2 separate regions of the Homo sapiens genome follow, and region 2 is linked to region 1. Evidence: chromatin contacts called from ENCODE Hi-C or POLR2A ChIA-PET data. All regions are on one chromosome and are shown on one strand. The core of a region is the stretch at or near the end of the contact, and the rest is flanking DNA. Distances in the headings are between cores, read along the strand shown.

Region 1 (5,327 bases), core at 1,588-4,087:
TTGTTTCATCTGTAAAATATTGATACAAGTAATGTCCACATTATAGGTTGTTGTAAGGATTAATCCTCATTTAACTCATTTACAAATTTTATGCATTATATATGTATATATTATATATACCTTCATATATATGGAAAACACTTGTAACAGCATCTAGTAAGCACGAATGATGTGGATAGATAGACATATCTTATAGGGTTGCTGTAAGCCCTAGAGACTTTGCATATATATTGTCTGGCAATAGCAGACACTGAATAAATCTTAGCTATTATTAATAATTATTATGTTGATTGAACTGTTTAATAATAATGTGATTCATCTAAATAGAGCTTTATAGTTTCTGGAGTTCTTGCTGCCAATATGATCCTTCTTGAGCCCTACAACCACTCAGTGATGGGGCTCCTATTCCTCTGTCCAGTGGCTCTCAGGGAAGGGTTGGATGCCTCTCCAGGGTCTCCTGGCCAGGTGGTCATTAGCAGGACCAGGGTGTGAATCATAGTGAGGAGCTTCCCAGTCCAGGGCTTGTTCCACATCCTCTCTTCCCCCATTCTAAAGGCCTCCCAGCCATTTGTCACAGCCTCATTTGAAATGCCTGTGCTTCTCATCTGTAATATCCTGATTGTCCCATTAATCTCCTTTAAGCTTCATGAAAAATACAAGGGGCTGGATCAGGAAATAGCCACCAAGTTCTAATTTTGCATTCAGGGGATTGTCTTCCATGGACGTGAAGAGACTGATGTTTCCCATTTGGCCTTTGCCTTTCCAACTAAGTCGGGGAGAGCTGTCATTTTCTGAATTATCAACCAGTTTACAAGGTGGCATCTATATTTTGCCTCTAATGTGTCTGTACTTTTGTTGCTTCTCTATCTTCATATCATCCTCTCCCTAGTAGATGTTCTACAGTACTGCCCAGAGGGAGTGGTAAGAAATGTCTTTTGATAAAACCTTAAAAGCTTAAAACTTCCAGTCACTTTCTTTTGCATATTCCTTAGACCCTGGCCATAGGCCAGTGCTCACTACAGAAGGAGCAGTGTTTGTTTTGTTAACACACACACACAAACACACACACACACACACACACACACACCCTGTACTGCAAGATCCTAAATTTTAGACTTAGTTCACTGTTTTATATGGTAGCCACTAGACACGAGTGGTTGTTTAAGTTTAAATGAAATTACAGGTTCAGTTTCTCTTTGCATTAGCCACCTTTTGAGTACTCAATAGCCATGTGTGGTTAGTGGCTACCATATTGGGCAGCACAGATAGAGAACATTTCCATCAATCACAAAGTCATATGGGACAACATTTACCATAAAGGGGAAAGGGAACGGGAATGGGCACATGAGTGTAGTGTTCAGTTAAGTAGCATCACGGGACAACAGATGTGAAGTAGTCCTCTTAACTCTCTGCATGTATTTCCTCTGTGATTTCCAAAGGACCACTAACCAGGAGAAATAAGAAACTGTTGTTTTCTGACCCAACACCAGCATGCAATGAAAGTAGGATATTTTTCATTCTATAGAGAACCGTCAATGTGTATTTTGTTATCTGATTTGAACCCTGCACGCGGACAGCACATTTCACGTGTTTTAGCCCATTTGTGGCTGGCACAGGTGTGGCCAGAAAGCCAGCATAGGATCTTGTTTGTGTTTAAGAGAGAAGTTCAGGGAGACTATTCAGGCACATTGTCTGGCAAGTCTAGCACTGGTCAAACCCTCATAAATATTCCTGTCCAATCTGAACTTGAAATGTTCTTGTTGTGGACACCTTTGGTGAGCCAGTCTACTTGAGGACAATCCAGTCTACTAGTTTAGCTTCAAAAAGCATGCACTAGAAACAATTAGAAGAACAGGGTTGCTTTTAAAGCTATCAGGATGGTGTTTGCTGTTGTTTTGTTGTTAAATATCAATGGGTTACTCAATGGTAATAGATCTAAAGAGATGAACATTGTTACATGAATATTGCAAGAAATTTGTGGATCTCTTGGGGACCCTCCAGACCTAGTTTTGAGAATGACTCATATAAACAATTTGCAGAGTCTAATTCATATACTCAGACTAGGGTTCTGAATTCTTTTCCCCCTGGGAGGAAGGAAAAACAGAGGATAACATTGGTTATCTGGGGTAATAAGAAAGCAAGGGGCAGACTACAGCTGCCCTAAGATCTGAGATCTGAGTGACAGAGCCTAGTTCAGGGAGGGGCTGACATGCTGCTGAAATGGGCTTATCCAGCCACACTCAGAGCTCTAGTGAGTATCAGGGTCATTGTGTTCTAAATCATCTGTGGCCAGCTTACCAAATAGGCTGGAGTCTGGCAGAGAATATCTATAGAATTTTCCACAAATCAGAAATTCTGGTTTCCAGAAGGATAAACTTCCCCAAATATCCTGGTGGTCTTGAGTTAATTGTGGCTTCCTGGGAGTTTCTGTCGTTGGTAAGGGTCACATTTTCATTGTCCCTTGACCTTTAGTCTTCTCAGAGTTGACTGGTAACATTAAAATGAGCATGTCTTCACTTCTGTCACTTACAAAGCTCTTAAAAAATTTATAATACTTTAAACATATCACAGTAATAAAAGCAATCGTATCTCTTTACATTGTTGCAGTCTTTTGGATAAAGTCCCCTGAAAGCATTGTCCTGGTGGTTTTCAAACTTTTTTCTTTGATCTTTCAGAATCTTTGTTCAAATGACATCTTGGCTAGACTCCAACATATAGCACAGATAAAAATGGAGTTGGGACTGCAGGGAGAGAAAGGGTGGAGCCCAGCTCACTGGACCTCTGCCTCCACCCCCAAACCACCCTCTAGCCTTTGAGTCAACCACTGAGTCACCGGTGAGCAATCCCTGTGGTTGCCCAGAGCATCATCCCACTAAGTCCTCATAATCACCAGGCATGATTGTGAGGTCATCACAGTGAATTGGTGCACCCCTGGAGGTAGGAAGGCAGCTGAAGAGGGGAGAGAGACACCCTCCCCACCCCCATATGAGGATGGTCTGTGATGATATGCATGCAGGGGAAGGGACTTATCCAAGGTCCCTGATAGATAGGGACTGGAATTTTGGCAGTGTCTTTTCTAGAGTAGAACAAATTTATCAGTTGAATTTGCTGTAGTTCTCTGAAGGTTTCTTTGGCCACATTAGAATTTTTGAGCCCTGGCATCCAAGTAGGCCAACTTCAAAATGGCTGTGTGCTCCACTCAGAGATTCTGCTGTGAAGACTGGCAGGAGATTTTTTAGCCTATTCTGAACTCCAACTGTTCCAGTTCCTCTTGCTTTCCAGAGGTGTGAGCACCTGGAAGCCCCTGCTCTGGTCTACACCCCAGGCTCAAGATTCATCCTGCTCACTCAGCCACTCATGCTGTCACCAGTGATAAAACTGTAAGTGTCAGCAGTTGCATTTGATTCTTGCACAAGAAATAGTTACCCTCTAAAGACTTGTTCATTCTTGTGCCTGTAAAGTGTGGTGTGCCCTATGCATCAGTATTCTTGCCTATGAAATGGGCATGTAGGCTGGGCACAGTGGATCATGCTTATAATCCCAGCACTTTGGGAGGCCGTGGCTGGTGGATCACCTGAGGTGAGGAGTTTGTGACTGGCCTGGCCAACATGGTGAAACCCCATCTCTATTAAAAATACAAAAATTAGCCGGGTGTGGTGGCAGGCGCCTGTAGTCCCAGCTACTCGGGAGGCTGAAGCAGGAGAATCGCTTGAGCCTGGGAGGCAGAGGTTGCGGTGAGCCAAGCCGAGATCGTACCACTATACTCCAGGCTGGGTGACAGAGCGAGACTCTGTCTCAAAAAATAAAAGAAGAAATGGGCATATAAATAGATCTACATAAGACTCACTGGAAGTTTAGAGCTCTTTAAAAAAATGGACAACAAAAAGTTTTTCCAAATAAATGTTGATTCTGGGCCTGGAAAGTTTGAGTGGCTGGCTTCTCAGAGACAGTTACTACCATCCATGCTCTTTAAAGTTCCATTGCTCTTATTCTAACCTTGAAATCAAAGAAACCAAAGCTGTGGTTTCTTGTCTGACCTTGGCTAATGATTTTCTGATTGACTCTACATGCAAAAGAACTGCTGATAAGTTTCTTATAGGGGAGAAAAGATGATGGGGAGAAAAGGAACTGAGTTCATTTCCTAACCTCAGTTTCCCTGCTTACTCACCCAGTGGGTTGGGAGCCACTTGCTGGGTCTGAGTTTCCATAATCACCATAGAAATGGAAGTAATATTATCCTTTTGCCCAGTCGATGGGAGGATGGAGGAATGTCTTAGTCTGTTTGGCCTGCTGTAACAAGATACCATAAACTTGGGGGGCTGATAAGCACATTTATTTCTCACAGTTCTGGAGGCTGGAAAGTTCAAGGTCAAGACACCAGCAGATTTGGTGTCTGGTGAGGGCCCGCTGTCTGGTTCATAGATGGCACTTTCTTGCTGTGTCCTCACATGGTGGAAGGGGCAAGGCAGCTCTCTGGAGGCTCTTTTATAAGGGCATGAATCTCATTCATGAGAGCTCTGTCTCCATGACGTTATCACCTCCCAAAGGCTTCATCTCTTAATATAATTACATTGGTGATGAGGTTTCAACGTATGAATTGGGGGTGGGCAGGCATAAACATTCAGAGCATAGCAAGGAGAATTCAGGGATTGCATTAAGAAAGTAAGTTGCTGAGCAAAGGGACTCATCTTCAAAGTCCAATACAATCTTTATAATCTTACAAAAAGCTTTCCTGGTTTTAGAATTAGCTCCAAGGAATTTGGCACTAGATTTTAGATTTGCTCAGAGAAAGAGTGTGAGAGAGAGAGGGATGTGGCTTTTGTGAGGAATTCCAGCACCTTCCTTTGCAAAGATATGCCCTAAAGAACAGTGGCGGCCTATCCTCAGGACAGAAGCACTTAATTTTGTCTAATTGTGTCAATTTCTAGGAGTCATTGGGAAATTCAGCAGCTAATGAAGATGGCCCTGTTCTGTCAGGTCCCTACTGGAATATTTAAAATTCTGTTTTTCATACTTATCAGCTAAAAGAATTACAGAAATATATTTCTGGATCCTGTGGGGAATAAGAGCAGAAATATACAAAGCTTCTTCTTTCAAGACGGATCCCAGCAGCCCAAGCTAATGTCACAGTTGTGTTAAAGACTATTGATTCCAGCAGGTTCTGGGCTGGGTCTCAGCTTCCCAGGACTGTTCCAGGCTGACCTCCTTTCCCTGGTTCCATCTTTTTTTGGGACTTCTGTGGGCCTTCATTCAGCATGTGGCTTGCGGGTGTCCAGGTCTGCAGGCATACACACCTCTCCTGATCTGAATCAGAGAACAAAAGATAA
Region 2 (5,327 bases), core at 2,104-4,603, 36 kb before region 1:
TCAATTCTGGATATGGGAGAAGAGAGGCAAGTCACTTACTTTTATCTGAGGAGCTGCAATCAGCAGAAACCTGGATACTAACCCTGGCTTTGCTATCACTTTTCTGGTTGACCTTGGACAAGTCAATTCCCTCTCCAAGGCCTCAGCATCTCCATAAATAGAGGGGGCCGCAGTAGTTTTTCAGTAGTTCGTTCCCTTGCAGCCCAAAATATCTTTATGTTTTCTTATCCCCTTCACTGTCCTTCATCAGCAAAGGCCACAAGTGTTAGGCTCACATCTACTGTGCCCTTGGCCCTGTGCTAGGCACCAGGAGAACTGCAAAAGGAGAGAGAATGCACTTTTCTTAGCTGCCAGAGTGATTGGCGTGAAGCAGAGTTCATCAAGGGGTGTCTCTGCATGGCTCTCCCATGGTTTTGCCTCCATTTGAAGTAAAATCTGAAACTGTGTCCCTGGCTTACAAGGCCCCGTGAGTTACGGTGCCTGCTTTTGACTCACCTCCAATGATTCTTTTCCTTCTTTGCTCCTTTCTAGAGAAGAAGCAAAGCCTATAGGTAGAAGCATGTAGATGGGCCTGAGGCACTGGGCAGGGGGAAGGATGCCGTGGGAGGAGGGGGCCATATTCCAAAGGGCCAGCTCAATGAGAAGGAGTTGGCTTCTTTTGAATCATTTCAGCCATGGAGCTCTCTTTTGGAACCTTCCTCAGTTGGAAGCCTCTAAGGGGATGTTGTTCCTAGTTGGTATCAAACGTGGTGACCCCACTAGCCCCAAATTTGACTGGAAGAGCCTCCTTTCCAATTGAGTATCCTCTGCTTGAGGAGCTCTTGGGTGAGATAACAGCCCCTATCCTTTGCTCTTTGTATTGCTTTTGACTGAACTGCTGCAAATCATGGGGCCCCTGAAAGTCCATCCCTCCTCCAGAGGTAGAAGCGCCTCCATCTCTGTGTACCTGAAAACAATAAAAGGCATGTTTATTTAAAATAATGACTGCCGGAGGCCCCCAGGAGGGGCTGAGGATCGAGGAAACATTACTGTGGCCAAAGTCATTTTTTATTTCTGGAGCAAGGTAGCAGACTCAGGGGGGTGGCAGGAGCTGCCAAGCTAGCCCCCAAATTTATAGCAAGGGTGTTAAACACTGTGGGTGATCAGTGGAGTTGACATTGCAGAAATTCCCCAAATGAAAATTCCTTGTAGGTTAACTTTTAGATGAACTTTAAAAAACAGGGGCAACAGACCCTCAATGGGCTATTTCAAGTGTTTCCAATTTCATTAACATGATTTAAGCAAAGACTCCCCCTTGCCTCCCTGGATGCTAAATTAGAAAACATCACTATTCCTCTGCCCTTGTGCCTAGTTTGCAAACCAGTGGGTTTATCTGGTTGTTTTCCCCAGAGTTGGAGCACTGCAGCTGTTTCCATAGCACTGCGGCCCACAGGGAGTTGTGTGTTGGGGGCTCAGTTGTTGTCTTACAGAAAAAAACCTTGTAAAGGCAATTCAGCAAGCCACCCTTCTAGCACCAAGAGATACAATTCCTCTTCCCGGGGCTGAGATGGAGAGATACAGATAGAGAGAAAAGAAATAAATAAATAACCAGTTTCTCTTTCATTTAACTCTCAGAAACAGCCTCTGGTGCTAATTATTTCTGCTGTAGATTTTGTCAGACTTTGAATCCCAATCCTTTTGCCATAGGTGGTATATTTTAGAGATGCAAAATGATATAAAAAACAATCCACTTTCCTGAAAGATAATTTTGTGTACATTAAACAGACACATTAAGCCATTTACAAGAGAGTTGTTTGTTCTCAGGGATTTGGAGGAAATCTGAATTTCTAATTCTGGGCTCTTTAATAATTTTCAAAAGAACTGAGGCTAATGATTAAACGTCTTTGAACTTCCCCAGGCTGTCTTCTATCCCATGATCTCAAAGCATTTGAAAAGGAATAGAATTCTTTACCTTGATGAAATCAGCAGGAGAGTAGAGGAGACACCAGCCCCACCAGGAGCTTTGTGGCAGAATGGGGGAACGTAAAGTAAAGAGGCTCAAGAAAAGTGCACAAGGTCACTTTCAGAGCTTCAGATGTGGAGTTGAATGAAGAGCCTTCATACCAGTTCTTATTTCACAGCCTTGGCTGCTAAGACTTGGAAAGAAGGCCAAAGAGAAAAGAAAACCAAGGTAGGACTTAGTTAAGGATGTCTATAATGAGATTACACATGACATGCAATCTTATCTGGCTCTAGTGTTTAAGGATTAGAAGAGATCAAGTCTAGCAATGGTGAACTTTCATCATCTTTCATCAGCTTTCATCTTCTGGGTTCATTCTGATTGATCAGTAGCAGCTACAGAGAATATTTGGCCAAAGATTTAAGGTTCAGCAGCAAACAGTCATAATGGCTCTGCTCTAAAGAATTCCGAGGGCTGGGTGCAGTGGCTCACGTCTGTAATCCCAGCACTTTGGGAGGCCAAGGCAGGTGGATCACTTGAGGTCAGGAGTTTAAGACCAGCCTGGCCAACATGCTAAAACCCTGTCTCAACTAAAAATGTAAAAATTAGCTGAGCATGCTGGCAGGCACCTGTAGTCTCAGCTACTTGGGAGGCTGAGGCAGGAGAATCACTTGAACCTGGGAGTGAGAGGTTGCAGTGAGCCGAGATCACGCTACTGGACTCCAACCTGGGTGACAGAGCAAGATTCCATCTAAAAAGAAAAGAAAAGAAAAGAAAAGAAAGAAAAGAAAAGAAAAGAAAAGAGAAAAGAAAAAAAAGAAAAGAAAAGAAAAAGAAAAGAAAAGAAAAGAAAAGAAAAGAACAATTCCATGACTGACTAATGATGCCTGCCATGAGTGCCAGCTTGGAGGGTGGTAGTACTAGTGTTATTTGTGCCTTAGCTACCTGTTCTAGGTCACATTCCCTAAAGTTTACATTATGTGTGATTAAAGTGGGGCTTGTCCAAGGTCATTTGGTCAGTTTCAGACATGTCTCCTGACCCTGTCTAGTATTTGATACCCCAGCTGCATAGGTTAGACCTCAGAGAAACAGCAAATTTGTCAGCTTCCTGTAGCAGCCTTCTTTTTCTTTTCTTTTTTCATATTGCAGCCTGACTTCAGATTTTTCCATCTGGAGACTTTCTTTAGTGTTTGGAGAGCAGAGGGGGTGGATTTCAGAGCCACAGTGATTCTACAGACAAACAGAAATGCAAGCACAATTTTCCTGTTTGTTATGTCCACTCTCAAAATTCTCTTTGCATGAAGCACACGCTGATCACAGCCCTCCCACTGCAAAGCCTTCCCCTCAGCCCACTCCCGGGTTCTTTCTCCCAATCGCTGCAGATGCCTTTCCCTGTGCCCCACTCCCCCGGCACTGTAAAAAGCTTTTGGTGGGGGTTGATGCGTCATCATTTCCTTCCATCATAGCCTCACCTTCTATTTCTTCCTGTTTCTCCCTTAATGTTCTTTCTCTTAGCTATTCATGCTCACATCTTAATGGCTGTGCTTACAGAGATAAATACATTTTGCCTCTGACCAAAAACAGTTTCTGCCCTGACTTGAATTTAAAAGCCTGCCAGAATTGCAGTGGGGAGCAGAGGCAGAGTCCTCAGTTTCATCCTGGGAGCCATAAAAGTTTTCTAAGAGTTTATCATCTCCATCAAGATGAAAATGGGATTTCAAGGCTTCAAATAGGAAAGATAAATAACAAGGAAAACTCCAGCTTTTGTCAAAGCAAAGTTCTCTTTACCAGTTTTATGAGTCTACCTGTTGTGCCTGCACCCTGGCATCTGTTTCACTGTGGTATCAGACAAAGCCTTCTCCAGGAATTTATGCAAACCTACGACTGGATAGAGAATTTCAGGCAATTGGTAGAGCTTGGAAGACGGCTGACAAGTCATATTCTTGGGCCGTAACTCACTCTCAGACTCCTCATTCGTTCCTCAATTCTTCCTCTTCCCCTTCCAGCATAATGGGAATTGGAATAGAAAGCCCTATTAACTGTAAGGCCTAGGCTGTGATTTATAGGACATTATAACAAACGGGACTATGGTTCGTTGTACTTGGCTATCTTTTGCATTTGAGGTGGCCAGGATTCTTTGTCAGGATTAGATTTTGCCCCCTTGGCCTCAGTAAATGGCTGCATGCAACTAGGAAAGGCTCAGCCAGTGTTTCCAGCTGCTCAAGATGACCCCATGTTTCCTTTGAGGAAAGCAGTGCTATAGAGCACCCATGTGCCACTCTGGATGGCCACGAAAGTGCCCAGTGAGTGCTCCTTGGAACTTGTTTCTGATGTGAAAGTTTTGGTGGGAAACTCGGGGAGACATATTACATCCTGGTAGGAGGCACGTCCTATGGATTTGCCCTTGATGCTTCTTTTTCCATTGTCCTGGCTTAAGCCCTGTGACCCCTTCCTTCACTCATTATAGCAGCTACATGTCACTCTCCTCATTTGTCCCATCTCCCCGCTTCAGTCCATCTTTCATGCTATTGCCAGATGAATTTTCCCCAAAGCCAGCTTTGCTTAGGTTTCCCCATGGCTCAGAGACCTTCAGTGGCTTTCCAAGGTCTAAAGCCCAAACACTTCAAGCAAATGGTCAGGGCCCCTATCCTCTTTCCAACCTGTCCTTCTTCTGCTCTCCTCCATGCACTCCATGTGTTCAAATCCTACCTCATCTTTAAGATGCAGTGCATAGTGTTTCCTCCTCTGAATCCATCAGTCTTGGAGAGTATTCGCATACACTTGTGAATGTGACTTATCCACTCTAAAGGCAATGAGGCTGAGTGGTTAAGAGCACAGGCTATAGAGCCAGACTGGCTGAGTTTGACCTTTGTTCTGCCATGTACTAGTGTGACCCTGAGCCAGTGACAGAAGACAATCGTAGTACTTACCTCATAGGGTTATTATGCAGATTACATGACCTAATATTTATAAAGTACTTAGTACAGTAGCTGGGGCAGACTAAGTGTTGTATACATTGTTAATAAAACATAGTAAACTGTAAGTTCACTGAGAGTCAGAAACATGTGGTTTAATTTTATAATCCTCTTTGTCCTGTGCTGGGCTGAAACAACCTTGAACCAGATTGCTGTGAAAATGAAATTTGAAGAGAGAGAGAGAGAAGAAATATATGTGAAAGCACATTGTCATATTTTTATTCAATAATCAATAATTCAATAATCTTATTGAGTATCTGGAGAGACCAGGCTCTCTGTTGGGTAATTGTTGATCAAAATGGAATGAGATATAAATCATGTATAAACACATTGAGTATGACTGTGTAGAAGACAAGTGGCAAACATTATTCTTCTCTTGTCCCCATGTTACAGGTGAGAAAACCAAGGCTCAG

The links. A loop is a pair of places that touch in the nucleus more often than their neighbours do. ChIA-PET counts read pairs that join two places held with the same protein, here RNA polymerase II (POLR2A). Pooled maps may share reads with other maps.
Region 2: a map of endothelial cell of umbilical vein shows a loop between it and region 1 (4-fold over the local background). The contact joins the enhancer-like site here to the promoter of KCNMA1-AS3 in region 1. A Hi-C loop is called at or near these places in 6 of 168 maps with a recorded cell type or tissue (MCF 10A, PC-3, aorta and 3 more), 1 of 37 single-sample maps with no recorded cell type and 5 of 50 pooled maps. POLR2A ChIA-PET finds 5 or more read pairs at or near these places in 4 of 52 experiments (AG04449, IMR-90, MCF 10A and 1 more).

What each region holds. Positions count from the first base shown.
Region 1 is chr10:77,348,382-77,353,708 of GRCh38, reverse strand. KCNMA1-AS3 (KCNMA1 antisense RNA 3) reads right to left here and starts at 2,837. Exons shown (of 6, transcript NR_126365.1): 1 at 2,299-2,837. All of the region lies in intron 2 of KCNMA1 (potassium calcium-activated channel subfamily M alpha 1), which reads left to right. RefSeq lists an enhancer at 2,236-3,435.
Region 2 is chr10:77,385,002-77,390,328 of GRCh38, reverse strand. The region is part of intron 2 of KCNMA1 (potassium calcium-activated channel subfamily M alpha 1); the gene reads left to right. Among named protein-coding and RNA genes, the nearest start is that of KCNMA1-AS3, 37 kb to the right of the region's middle. Within about 2 kb of position 3,353, at least 6 of the 41 ENCODE cell types and tissues checked have a DNase peak (open chromatin) inside an H3K27ac peak, as active enhancers do; they include IMR-90, PC-3, ascending aorta and 1 more, where a contact is called at or near this core.